2 separate regions of the Homo sapiens genome follow, and region 2 is linked to region 1. A link is a contact called in ENCODE Hi-C or POLR2A ChIA-PET data. All regions are on one chromosome and are shown on one strand. Each heading gives the region's core, a stretch centred on a gene start or an enhancer-like site at or near the end of the contact. The rest is flanking DNA. Distances are from core to core; before and after follow the strand shown.

Region 1 (5,749 bases), core at 1,955-4,454:
CTGTGAGGATTCGGATCTCGACGTCCCTACAGCCCGGAGGGAGGTGGCGGGGACGAGCTGTCGGTGCGGGCCGTAGGGACAGCTGTAGGGCTGTCGGAGCGACGAGGCCCGCACCGGGGGCCGCGCGACCAAGGCGCGGTAAAAAACCAGGAGGGCTACGGCGCGAACTGCTAAGTCCGCACGGGAGCCTGCGGGGGCGGGAGGCCGGGACAGAGTGGCGAGGAAGAGGCCAAGTCTGGAGCAAGACCAGAGATGAGAGAGAAATTATTACATCATTTGGAAACGTTTTCCTAAAGGGTATGCCCCTCACCCATCCCCAAATAAGCAAAGGAATAGTCCAGCTGCCGCCGAAATAAGCTGGATTTAAATCACTTCTTCTAAAATGCCCCTAGAGGGGAGGGCACTAGAGGCACCGAGCTTGGGGACACCTAGACCTGCGTCCCCAAGTGCTCCATTCGTGGTGACTCCATGTGATGAAGAGGCAAACATGTCTGTGTTGAGAGGGAAACCCTTCTAGTTGGCGACTGGAGGGACCCCTGTGGGAGAGCGTTTCTTTTGTCTCCCCTCCTCTAGGGTTTAAGAGCCTACTGTCCCGGAAGGCCCAAGGGTGTGCCCCACAACCCCTCGAGCTTCCCCCCTTCTTAGGCCACTGGGCCCAGTCCCAAGAAAACTAATAGTTGTGTATATGTGGGTGATGGGGACCTATCCCGCGGTCCCAGCACCAACAGCCTAACAGCCAGAGGCCAGATGTGCTGCAAGGGAGGCTACAATCCATTCACATTCCAAGAGGAAATAAAAGCTGGATCCAGAAGTCTTCAGGGAGTGGGCCCCTCAATTTTGGCCGATGCCTCCTCCAACCAAGGTCACGAAACTCGGACAAAGGGAGGACTGACCACCCCCTCTAGATTAGACATTGCCTCCCTGGGCCACCCTGGGGGGGTGGGTGTGGAAGTTCCTTTGTACACCTCAAGTTTTCCACAGTGTGAACCTAGACTCAGCCTTGGCAAACTGTAGCTCTGAAGGTGAGTTCTGGGCATTTTAGCAAAGCGACTCCCTGACGTCGAACATCAAAGTTGTCTCTGAACAGGGAAGGCAAAAAGTGAGACAATCAGAGTGTCACTCATCACAAGAAAGGCCGTCAGAGCAGAGACCATCGTCCTTCATTGGGGTCCCAACAGACAGGTCACCTACGGACCACAGCCATGAAAGCACAGACGTACTGGGTACCAAGGACACTAGTAACACACACACACCCTTCCCCCACTCATGCAGTCTCCTCACTCGCGCAGAGCTACAAGCAGCTTAAGGACTCGGTGCACCTTTGCAGGGTTTCTGTTTCCGTCTTTGCAGGGGCTGAGAACCCACTCTGTCCCTGCCTGTGTGCGGGGTGTGGGGCGTAGTGAATCTCCAATGCCTTCTATGAAAACATCTTAGCGGTAAACTCCCCAAGGCTCAACACAGACGTGGAACTGATTGCCGGCAGTTGACACGAAAACACTCAAAGAATAACTGTAGAATACAGCCAAGAAACAATCTAAATAGGCTTGGATGAAGCTATTCTTTTCTAGTCCCTTCTCAAAAACTTCCCAGGGAAGCCTACGGTACGCCTGCCCTCCGAAGGATCGCCGGACAGAAACCCTGCCATGGAAACCCGAGGCGCAGGAGGGCGCGCTCGTGCGCCCTAGTTTGTAGGTAGTCACCATCCCTGGATGAGCCGGCCCTTACTTAAAGTAAACCCCGAAGATGTAGCTACCGCACCACTAAAGAAGTCGCAGGCGGAAGTACAACCCCTTGGCAAGCGGAGCGAGGAACTCCTTGGTCTCTCCAGGGTGCCCGGGGCGCCCTGCTGAGCGTGCAAGCCACAGGGGCAGGACTCTCCCGGCGCTTGTCGCGCGCGCGCGCGCGCGCGCGCGACGACTGGGCACCTGTTCTGGCCTCTGCACAGATTCCCTCTCGGGGACTCTCGCTCAGGAGTGAAGCACAGAGACGGATTCCCTTCGGGAAAATCTCTGCGCGCGCACACCCATACACACAGAGAGAGACTTGGGGATAAACACGCCGCGAGCTCCGGCTGTCTCGCTAATTTCGGGCGCGGGAAGAAAGCGGGCGGGCAGGCTAGCAAAGCTCCCACACACCCCCGTCTCTACCCCTCCAAACCCGAGCCACCCTGAGCACCTGCCCTCGCGTGCGCAAAGGCTGAACCCGGAATTCACAACTTGCGGTCGCTTCTCCCTCCCCTGCATTCCTAGGCTAGCTGGAATGCGCGAGCAGATTCCCTCACAAGGAGCAGTCAGTTTCCCGCGGCGCACGCGGCGGGCGCCGCGGGCAGTAGCGGCTGGGGACTCACCCGGCACGCACGCCCGGGGCGCGGGCCGCAGGGACTAAGAGTGTGGCCGGGGCTTCTCCGCCGCCAGCCCCAGGGGCGAGAGACGCGCTCTCCAACTTCCCGCCAGCTGGGGTGAAGTTGCACTAGCGGTCCTGCAAGCGCTGACCGTCACGCCGGCGAAAGAAGATTTGTGGGGACCACCCTCGCCCTCAGGCCTGGCCTACAGCTCGTACCCCTGGGTGTCCCCAAACAGCACTCTCCCCAGCGTTCCAAGAAAAGCCTTGGGCTGGAGATGCGGGGTTCGGTACTCGGCTCGCCTCAAGCATGATCCAGGAGGCGTTCACATTCGGCCCCAAACAGCCAAGAGCCTGGCCCCCTCAAACGCACTCTGGCTGGTGCCCCTGCCCTGTGACCGCCTCTGCGCCCCGGCCGCCAGCCCCTCCCGGCCCCTGAGCGGCGTCCGGCCCGCCCCGCAGCGGCTGAGGCTGCTAGCTGTCTTGTTAGAATTAAATCAGCGAGAAAGGGGGGTGTCTTACGTTGCATCGGCACACCTAGCATCTCCGGGAGCCCCTTGACAGCCCCTTCCGCGGGGACAGTCGCACTCTGCATCATCTCGGAGCGAAAGCCAGCGAGTCGCAGTCTACGGAGATCTCTCGCTCTCTCGCTCTAGCTCGATTCAGAAATTTCAAAATAATAATTAAAACCCCAAGCAGGCCGCTGGAGTCACGGTGGAAGCCGGGCCCTCCGCTTCTCAGGGAGGACTCCACAGGCTGGCCGGCCCCCTCCCCCCGCCAGTCCCCAGTCTGTTTCCAGTCCCTTTGATCTCGCTCTCCGGGGTTGGTGCACATCCCAGGTTGAGACGCTGTTGCTGCAGCTCTGGCTTTTTTCCTCTTCCCTCCCCCGCCCGCTCCTTCCCCCTCCCCCTCCACCCTTCGCGTGCCGGCCGCCCGGGAGGCCGCGGTCACCCGGGCGTTTTGATTCATTCACACTGCAGGAGCGGCCGTGACGTCGCTTTCCGCAGGGAGGCCCGCCCTTCGGCACATCCCCCAACCCGGCGGCGGGCAGCCGACCCCGGAGGGAGTGGGGGTCCCGGCGCCCCGAGTGAGGCCGGCGGGGCGGAGGGGGGCGGGGCGGCAGGGAGCGGGGCGGGGCCTCGCAAGCCGGCACCCCCCCCCCCTCCCCGCCTCCGCCTCCGCCTCCGCCCAGCCGTGGCGGGCTCGCGCCCTGGGTATAAATTCTGCTGATGGCCTGCCGCGGCAGCAGGTGGTCGGAGACGGCGGCGCCCTGGGTTTGCGGGTCTTCGTGGGTTCCAAGCCCGCGCGGCTCGTGTCCTCCTCACTCCTCCGTTCGGACCCAGGGGCGGGGCGGAGCCGAGCCGGGGCCGAGCGGGGCAGGCGGTCCGGAGGCCGGGGACGGGGCTGCGTCGCTGTGTCTTCGCCTTGCGCGCTCTCGGTCCCCGGCTTCGCTCCGCCGGACGGAGCGCGCTCCGTAACCGATGACTCCATCTATCTTCCTCCTCCTCTTTCCCCTGGCCAATTCCTTTCCTGCCGGCACTTCCCAGCCCCTGCTCTCTCTCCCCCGCGTCTGGCTGAGGCTGGGCCAAGGGACAGCCCGTACTCGGCCCGGAACGCGCGAGTCACGCGGCGGGCGGCGCCGGCCCGGGCTGGGGAAGGGGACCAGGGGCTGTGCGCGGAGGTGGCGGGACGCAGGCCCCCCGCGCGCGTCCCCGCAGACCGCGGCCTGCAGCCGGAGTCCGCACTTGCCTCCAGTTCCGCAGGGTAGGGGGCCCAAACCTCCCCGCGGCGGGGCCTCCCCGGCCGCCCTGCCACCAGTCGTCCAGCTCGGCCCTGTCTTAGGTCCCTAGAGCCCGCTCTGCCTCTCCGGCTGCCACCGCGGGTGCTTTGAACCATCCGCGACCTCGTGCGTGCAGGGCGGCAGTGAGCACACGGACGCCGGGGTTAACCAGCGAAAGGGCTTGCCATGCTTACTGTATTTACGAGATGCATGGACAGGTAGAGAAACGCTTAAAACAAATTCTCCTCAACGCGAGTTTCTGGCAGAAATACAACAGAAGGCCCAACGCTGGGACGAGGTCTCCTCTGACGCTCCATCAGGCGCTCGACGCCTCCGGGCTGCAGGCGCGGGAAGCCCACCCCGTCTGCCCCAAGACCCAGCCGCTCTCCTGCCCCCAGCCCCCACGGCATTTCCTTCCAGAAATGCAGACATACGTGTCCTTCCAGCCTAGTGGGGTTCAGCTTAGGCGGGAAGGGGGACTGTGTGCCCTCCCCAGCCTTCCAGAACCTTCCCTGCTGTTTCCCCTGGTGTCATCTCCAAACAAGGGACACCTGCTCACCTTTAAGGGAGGAGCATGGGGCGGGGGAGAATGGCCTGGTCGTCTGCGCTGCTTAGAATTTGTCTCCAATGAGGTCACAGTGACTTTTGTGTGTCCTGGTACTGGGTTGGCATCATCTCTTCCCTTGTTTACCTGCGAGGTGACTCCGCGCGCGAGACAATATACACAAGAAGAAAAAAGCAAAAGAACCCAGTGACATTTTTAGTGTTTACCAAAATGTGTTCTATAGAAATATAACTAGTAAGCAAACACGGGGAAACGCCAGCCTCATTTGCAGTGAAAAACACGCAAGACAAAACAACACGTGCACAGCTTTTTCTGTTTGTGAGATGCCCGACGCGCGGGAGGGGCATCCTAGAGTTCAGGACTGGCGAAAGGGGCTTGGACACTCACCAATACTGCTGGGTGCTTATAAACTCTTAACATCCGTTTGGAAAGAAATTTGGCAATATGTATCAAACTCATAAATTTTTCATACCCTTTAGTTTATGTAGTACTTTTGAATGTCTGTTCCACGGAAATAATCTAGAATTTTTTATAAAAGTTTCATGCGTGAAAATGTTTATTACAGTATTATGTTTTGGAGAAAAATAACCTAAATAGCCAACAAAAGAAAAGTGGCTTAGGGAAGTAGATTAAATTGTTTGGTAGTATGTTATGGAATCATGGAAACCAATTATGAAACCCAATAACATGGGGATGCTTGTGAAATACTATTTTTTTTAAAAGCACAATGCAATAGCATAGGATTATAAATATGTAAAAATCTTAGTCAAATGTAAGGGCAATGATAATACCCATTGTTGGTTAGGCTGTGGGGAAATTAGAAAACAATTTCCTAGTGGGGATTGCAAAGAGGGGAAATGTCTTCTCAGGACGTTTTGGCTACAAATGTGATGCATTTGACCCAATCTCTATAGAAATTTATCCAAAGAAAATAATCAAGAATGTTTGTGAAGATGTAGTTACAAGGATGTTTATAAGGTTTTTAAAAGGGAAAACCTAAATATCCAACAATAGGGGATAGTAAATAAGTTACAGTAAATTATTAAGTAAAATGGAATGTTATG
Region 2 (5,749 bases), core at 1,561-4,060, 790 kb before region 1:
ACCCCAGAAGCCTTCCTCCCTCTTCTTTCATCAATTCCCCCATACCCTGAACCAATCAGTCACCAAGTATACTAACTTTGCCTCTAAAGTATGTCTCAAATGCATCACTCTTCTCCACCTTAGTTGTCACAAGCCCAGCTCAGGATACCCTCATCCCTCCTCTGGACCATAACCTCCTAGCCACTGAAGCATCTGTCTCAAATGCCAATCTGACCCTGTCAATTCCCTCAGTCCCCATGGGGAACTGTCCATAGGAAGCGTCCACTATTCTGAACATTACAAACAAGGGCCCTGATAATCTGACCCTGTCCACCTCCAGGCTTAGCTCCTGCTGCCCCCATCCTTTTCCTTCTACTCCAGCAACATGGCCCCCTTCTCCTGGCTGCTTCTAGTCACTGCTTAGGAACCCCCTGCCCCAGCCCCGAAAACACACAAATATACTGGTATCTTGTCGCTGTGTTTCTATGGCAACCTGTGCCCTTCTCTCACTGTGTGTCTCTCCCACCAGTCTGTCTCTCCCACCAGTCTGACAGTTCCTTGAAGGCAAGAACCAAGCCTTGTTCATGCCTGTGTCTCAGTGCTTAGCACACAGTAGGAGCACAACATGTGTCAGGCACTGTTTTAAGCACTTTTCACACATCACCTCATGACACTCTATAAGGAAGCTGTTATTACGGTGTCTATTTCACAGTTGAGGATAGTGAGAGATGAAGCGGCTTGCCTGAGATGCAACAGTCAGGAAGCAGCAGAACTCAAGCAATCAGACTCCAAGGATGGTCTTCAACACCATGCTCACCTACCCCTCAATTTACATGTGCTTGTTGAATGAATGAACGATGACACGTTTTCACCTCCCCAGCTAAGTAAATTAAACAGTTCTCTCCCAATAAACATTAGCAATCACTAGTATTGGACACTGCTTCCTTTCCCCACATCTGCCTTCCATCATTCGCTCCTCCAGGGATTTTGGCTTTCACCCCTCTCTTCTCTCCCCTCCTGAAACCCATTCAGCCCCTCATCATGTCTAGGTGTTTAGTCTTGTTTTCCTTTTGAAACATCTGTCAGATTCACTCCTTCTCTGTTCTCAATCGCTGTCATCCTGGTCTGGACCTCATCCCTTCAGGCCACATGACTTTAGCAGCGTCCTTACTGGTTTTCCTGACTTCAGTAACTTAGTCCTTTGGGATCTTGAGGTTTACACACATTTTTATTTAACCATCACAACAACCCATGAACTAGCTATTATTATTTATGTTTTATAGATGAGGAACTGAATGATAGAGCCAAGGTTTAAACGGGGTTTGTGTTGCTCCAAGGACTGTGCCAGCTCCAGACTGGTGACCTTGGGCAAGTCACTTAACCTCCGAGTCTCAGATTTCTCATTTATAAAATGGGCATGATAGCAGTAATTATCACATTGTAAGAGCAACTGAGATAACACTTAACATCCTGCCTGACACACACACACAGTAAGTGCTCAATGATTTTCAGCAATCAAAGTCCACAATCCCCATCCACAAATTTCATAGCATATCTAGCATATGAGTTGGTTAATGGTTCTGGGCAAAATGTTTTCTCGAATAGCTCTTGAACCACAGTGAGAGGAAGTTGTCATACCTGGCCCCTTCTTTATTCCTCGAAGGTGTGCTCTCCTGGGAAGCACCATATGCTGTATGAAAAATTACTTTACATGGTTATTTGCAGAATGTACAGCAACAGAAAGTACACCCCATCTGGTGGAAAGTGCACAGAATCTGCAGTTCTGCCCTGTCCAGGCTGTGTGACTACAGGAAGTCTTCAAGCCTCTCTGAACTTATTTTCTTATCTACAAAATGAGAAAAATGGATGGTGTGGTGGCTCACGCCCATAATCCCACCACTTTGGGAGGCAGAGGCAGGAGGATCATGTGAGCTCAGGTGTTCAAGGCCAGCCTAGGAAATATACTGAGAGCCCCATCTCTATAAAAAATTTAAAAATTAGCCGGGCGTGGTGGCGCTCACCTGTAGTCCCAGCTACTCGGGAGGCTGAGGCCGGAGGATCGCTTGAGCCCAGGAGGTCAAGGGTGCAGTGAGCTGTGATTGTGCCACTACACTCCAGCCAGGGTGACAGAGAGAGACCCTGCCCCCCAAAAAGGGGGAGGGGGGAATAATACTTTCCCCCAAAGGATACTGAGATGATGCATACACAACCTTTAGCACACTGTCCAACACAAAGCAAGACCTACTTAAAGGATCTGTGTAACATTATAATCAGATACTATGCTTCATTTTAAGTCGAGGACCAGATAGATTTATAAATTACATACTGTCAAAATTAAGTATTAAAAGTAGAGGAAAGGTAAGAGGATTTTGCAAATCAGGTACAACTACAGCTTATCCTGAAAAGCCGACTGCCTAGTTCTGAGGGAACAAGCCACTCCTCACCCTCAAGCTTGAGGAGAGGGCTGTAGAAGCCCGCCCACCTCCACCGCCCCGAGGGCTCCGCCTCCAGGGCCGAGGGACGCAGGCGTAAGCCCCGCCCACTGGGGGGGGGGGGAGAGAGAGAGAGAGAGAGAGAGAGAGAGAGAGAGAGAGAGGAGAGAGAGGAGAGAGAGGAGAGAGAGGAGAGAGAGGAGAGAGAGGAGAGAGAGGAGAGAGAGAGAGAGAGAGAGATATATGCCCTGGTCACGTGAGCGGGGTGCGGAAGTCGTGTTTCAGGCGGCGTTCGTGATTGGCCGCGGCCGAGGGTCCCGGGGGTGGGGTCAGGCCCTCCGACGCTTCGGGAGGAGCCGGGACTGGAGGCTGCCGAGGGGGCCGGCGCCCGAGTCCGGGATTCGGCCAGTGGTGCTGAGCGAGTGCTGGACCAGCGGCCGTCCTGTGCACCTGGCCTGTGCGCGTGCCCGCTGCTCGGCTTCACCCAGACTAAGGCGCGGGCAGCTGCGGGAACAGGCGGGGTGGGCGGAGGGAGACCGGGAGGCACGGGCGCCCTGTGCGCGGAGGAGGTGAAGGCGGCCGGGGCCGGGACGCCATGTCCATGGAGGACCCCTTCTTTGTGGTGAAAGGGTGAGTGTCGGCCGAGCGCTCCACCGGAGGAAGAGGTGGCGGTGCTGCCTGCCCGCACCTCCTAGGTCTTCTCGCAGTGGGGGGAGGGGAGGCAAGTTGGAGCTGGGGAGGGGGAACAGTGGAGACGGCTTAGTCTTGAGGGCCATGACCAAGCGTCAAGAGACGTTCCCTCCATCCCTACCTGGACCGTGAAGCCACTGTCCCCAGCCAAGCCCCTGGTGGTGGGGGGCCCTTTTTGGCCTGTGTGCTGCGGTACAATTTATTTGGGGGCCGAGGGGCTCAGCAGCTCTGCAGGTGGGGAAGGAGACACGCGGGTCCTGGCGCACACTGGCCGTCTAGTCGAGCATGGGATCTTGCTTCGAAGGAGCGAAAACAGCATCTGGGCAGGAAAAGGGAAATGGCCCTCCTGAGCTTTGTAGTTCGCGTTGACGGGGGTGAGCTCCATTGTCCATTGAGTTTGGAGCGCTTGTCCGCAGACTGGCGAGACCACAACAAGCCCAGAGGCGTCTGAGCACGTTTGCTGGGAGGGAGGCGGGGGCGGGGGCCGTTCTGGGAGGCTGGGGAGCAGGGCACCGGAAGACAATTCAATGGGGGAGTTTTTACTGAGTAATGTGAGGAGAGGAAAGCAGTCGTTCATACTCAGTGATGATTTGGAAGGAAAACAAAATGAAACAAGCCAAACCAAACTTTCCTCAGCTTTCTATTAGCAACCGGAATTTTCTCACAGTGCTAAAGGAAATGAGTGTTGCTTGTTAACTCCTTGATTTCATCCAGGTTGTTTGACAGGTTTCTCCTATTTCTTCTGCCTTTCAGAATAGAAAGGACTGCCTTCTGTTCCCTTACAAGCTATCCTAGCTCATCTTTGATTGCTCGATTGTTTCTTTGGAGATAGAGTCTTCAACTGCACTTTGTAATATCCACTTCGTAGCCATTAAACACATGCAAGAAGATCAATTCTGATGTAACTTTTAGTTTCTTATTAGAAACTTGTCAGTTTTCTGTTTTAAATGTCAAACATGAAAAATCTGAAAACTGCAAAGTTCCCAGGTCAGTACTGATCACCACAGAATGTCCCTTGCTTTTTACTAGTTGCTGCTAGCTTCCTATTTCTGTAGTGGTGCAAGCTGGCCGTTGTATAGTCAAGTGTTGTAGAAAATTTAAATGGTATTTTAGGTGAAATACTTTATCGATTATGCAGTAAAATACATTTATACTACTTCTTAATATTTCCCTGGAAAGTTTTTTTTCTTCACCTTACTCTAATTTAGATGGGAAAATGCTGAGTTGTAAATTTACTGGTAATATGTGTATCCCTACCTAGAAAATGTGATATTTATTAGAAGGATTGATTTAGGGGTTAATTTTTAAAATAGATGTTTTTTCCTTGATTGAAAGTTCTTAATGCTTAGGTTGGCAAAGGTTATCTCTGGCGGTAGAGATCAGAGATGATCAGAAATTTTTTGTTTGACTTTTTATGGAATTTGTCAAAAGCCTAAATTCTTCTGTCTTGGCATTTTTTTTTCTTGATGGTATCCTATACAGTCTACTAATGCTTGCTCACTGATTAAATATCACTACTTTATCGGAACATTGGCTTGGAGGGAGTTTTGATTGATTTTTACATCATTTTAGCTCCTATCTTTAAGGTTCTTGAAGGAAAAGAGATTCTCAGTTCCTTCTGCTGTGGAAAGGTAAAGTCACCCATGAAGGTGTATCCAGATTTTTGGGGAGTCATGTACCTGTGTTTATTAAAAGTATCAAAAATGCATTACACAGCATGCAAAAATTAAAGGTGCCTAAATTATGGCCCTTAGCCTAGGAGCTTCTGGTCTAATCTGAGAAACAAATTACCCCAAAATTAAATAGAAATGACAGGTGGCAAATGAATGAGTGTTGAAGTGAATGCTACAGATAAGTGCCTCAGGAGTTCAGAGAAAGGTAACTCCTTGGGAATTGTTAGGATTAGGAGAGCTTTTGGAGGCAGTAGTGTATCTTGAATTAGGTTTTGAAGATGGGCAGAATTTAGATAATCAGGCCTGTCTCTCTTACCTGGATGCTTATCAGAGTCTTTTTAATTGTTCTTCCTGCTTCTGGTCTCATTTCCTCTTTCAGCTGTCCTGGGATCTATTGGATCATTGCTGTCCAATAGAAGTATAATGCCAGCCATGTATGTCATTTTACATTTTCTAGTAGCCGCAGTAAAATATAAAGGAACAGGTGAAATTAATTCTAATGTAATCTCTAATACATTCAAAATATTCAACATGTGATTAAAGATTATTGATGAGATATTTTACTTTTGTACTAAGTCTTCTAAATCTGATACATATTTTACACTTACTGCACATTTAAATTTGGACATTAAATTTTCATCAGAAATAATTGATCTGTATTTAAAGTTCATTAAATACATTTTTTTTTTTTGAGACAGAGTCTTGTTCTGTTGCCCAGACTGGAGTGCAGTGGTGCAATCACGGCTCACTGCAACCTCTGCCTCCCAGGTTCAAGCGATTCTTGCACCTCAGCCTCCTGAGTAGCTGGGACTATAGGTGTGTACCACCTCACCTGGCTAATTTTTGTATTTTTAGGACTATGGGCAGGGCACCCGCCACCACGCCCGGCTAATTTTTTGTATTTTTTAGTAGAGACGGGGTTTCACCATGTTAGCCAGGATGGTCTCGATCTCCTGACCTTGTGATCCACCTGTC

Evidence for each region. A loop is a pair of places that touch in the nucleus more often than their neighbours do. ChIA-PET counts read pairs that join two places held with the same protein, here RNA polymerase II (POLR2A). Pooled maps may share reads with other maps.
Region 2: a loop to region 1 is called in a pooled map, with 3 times the contacts of the local background. The contact joins the promoter of STX6 here to the promoter of LHX4 in region 1. A Hi-C loop is called at or near these places in 2 of 50 pooled maps. POLR2A ChIA-PET finds 5 or more read pairs at or near these places in 3 of 52 experiments (H1, WTC11 and activated naive CD4-positive, alpha-beta T cell).

The regions. Positions count from the first base shown.
Region 1 is chr1:180,227,719-180,233,467 of GRCh38, reverse strand. LHX4 (LIM homeobox 4) reads right to left here and starts at 3,204. Exons shown (of 6, transcript NM_033343.4): 1 at 2,863-3,204. The coding sequence starts at 2,938. RefSeq lists a silencer at 3,634-3,763.
Region 2 is chr1:181,019,931-181,025,679 of GRCh38, reverse strand. It overlaps STX6 (syntaxin 6), which reads left to right and starts at 2,810. Exons shown (of 8, transcript NM_005819.6): 1 at 2,810-3,041. The coding sequence starts at 3,007. RefSeq lists silencers at 2,529-2,628, 2,749-2,878 and an enhancer at 2,287-3,070.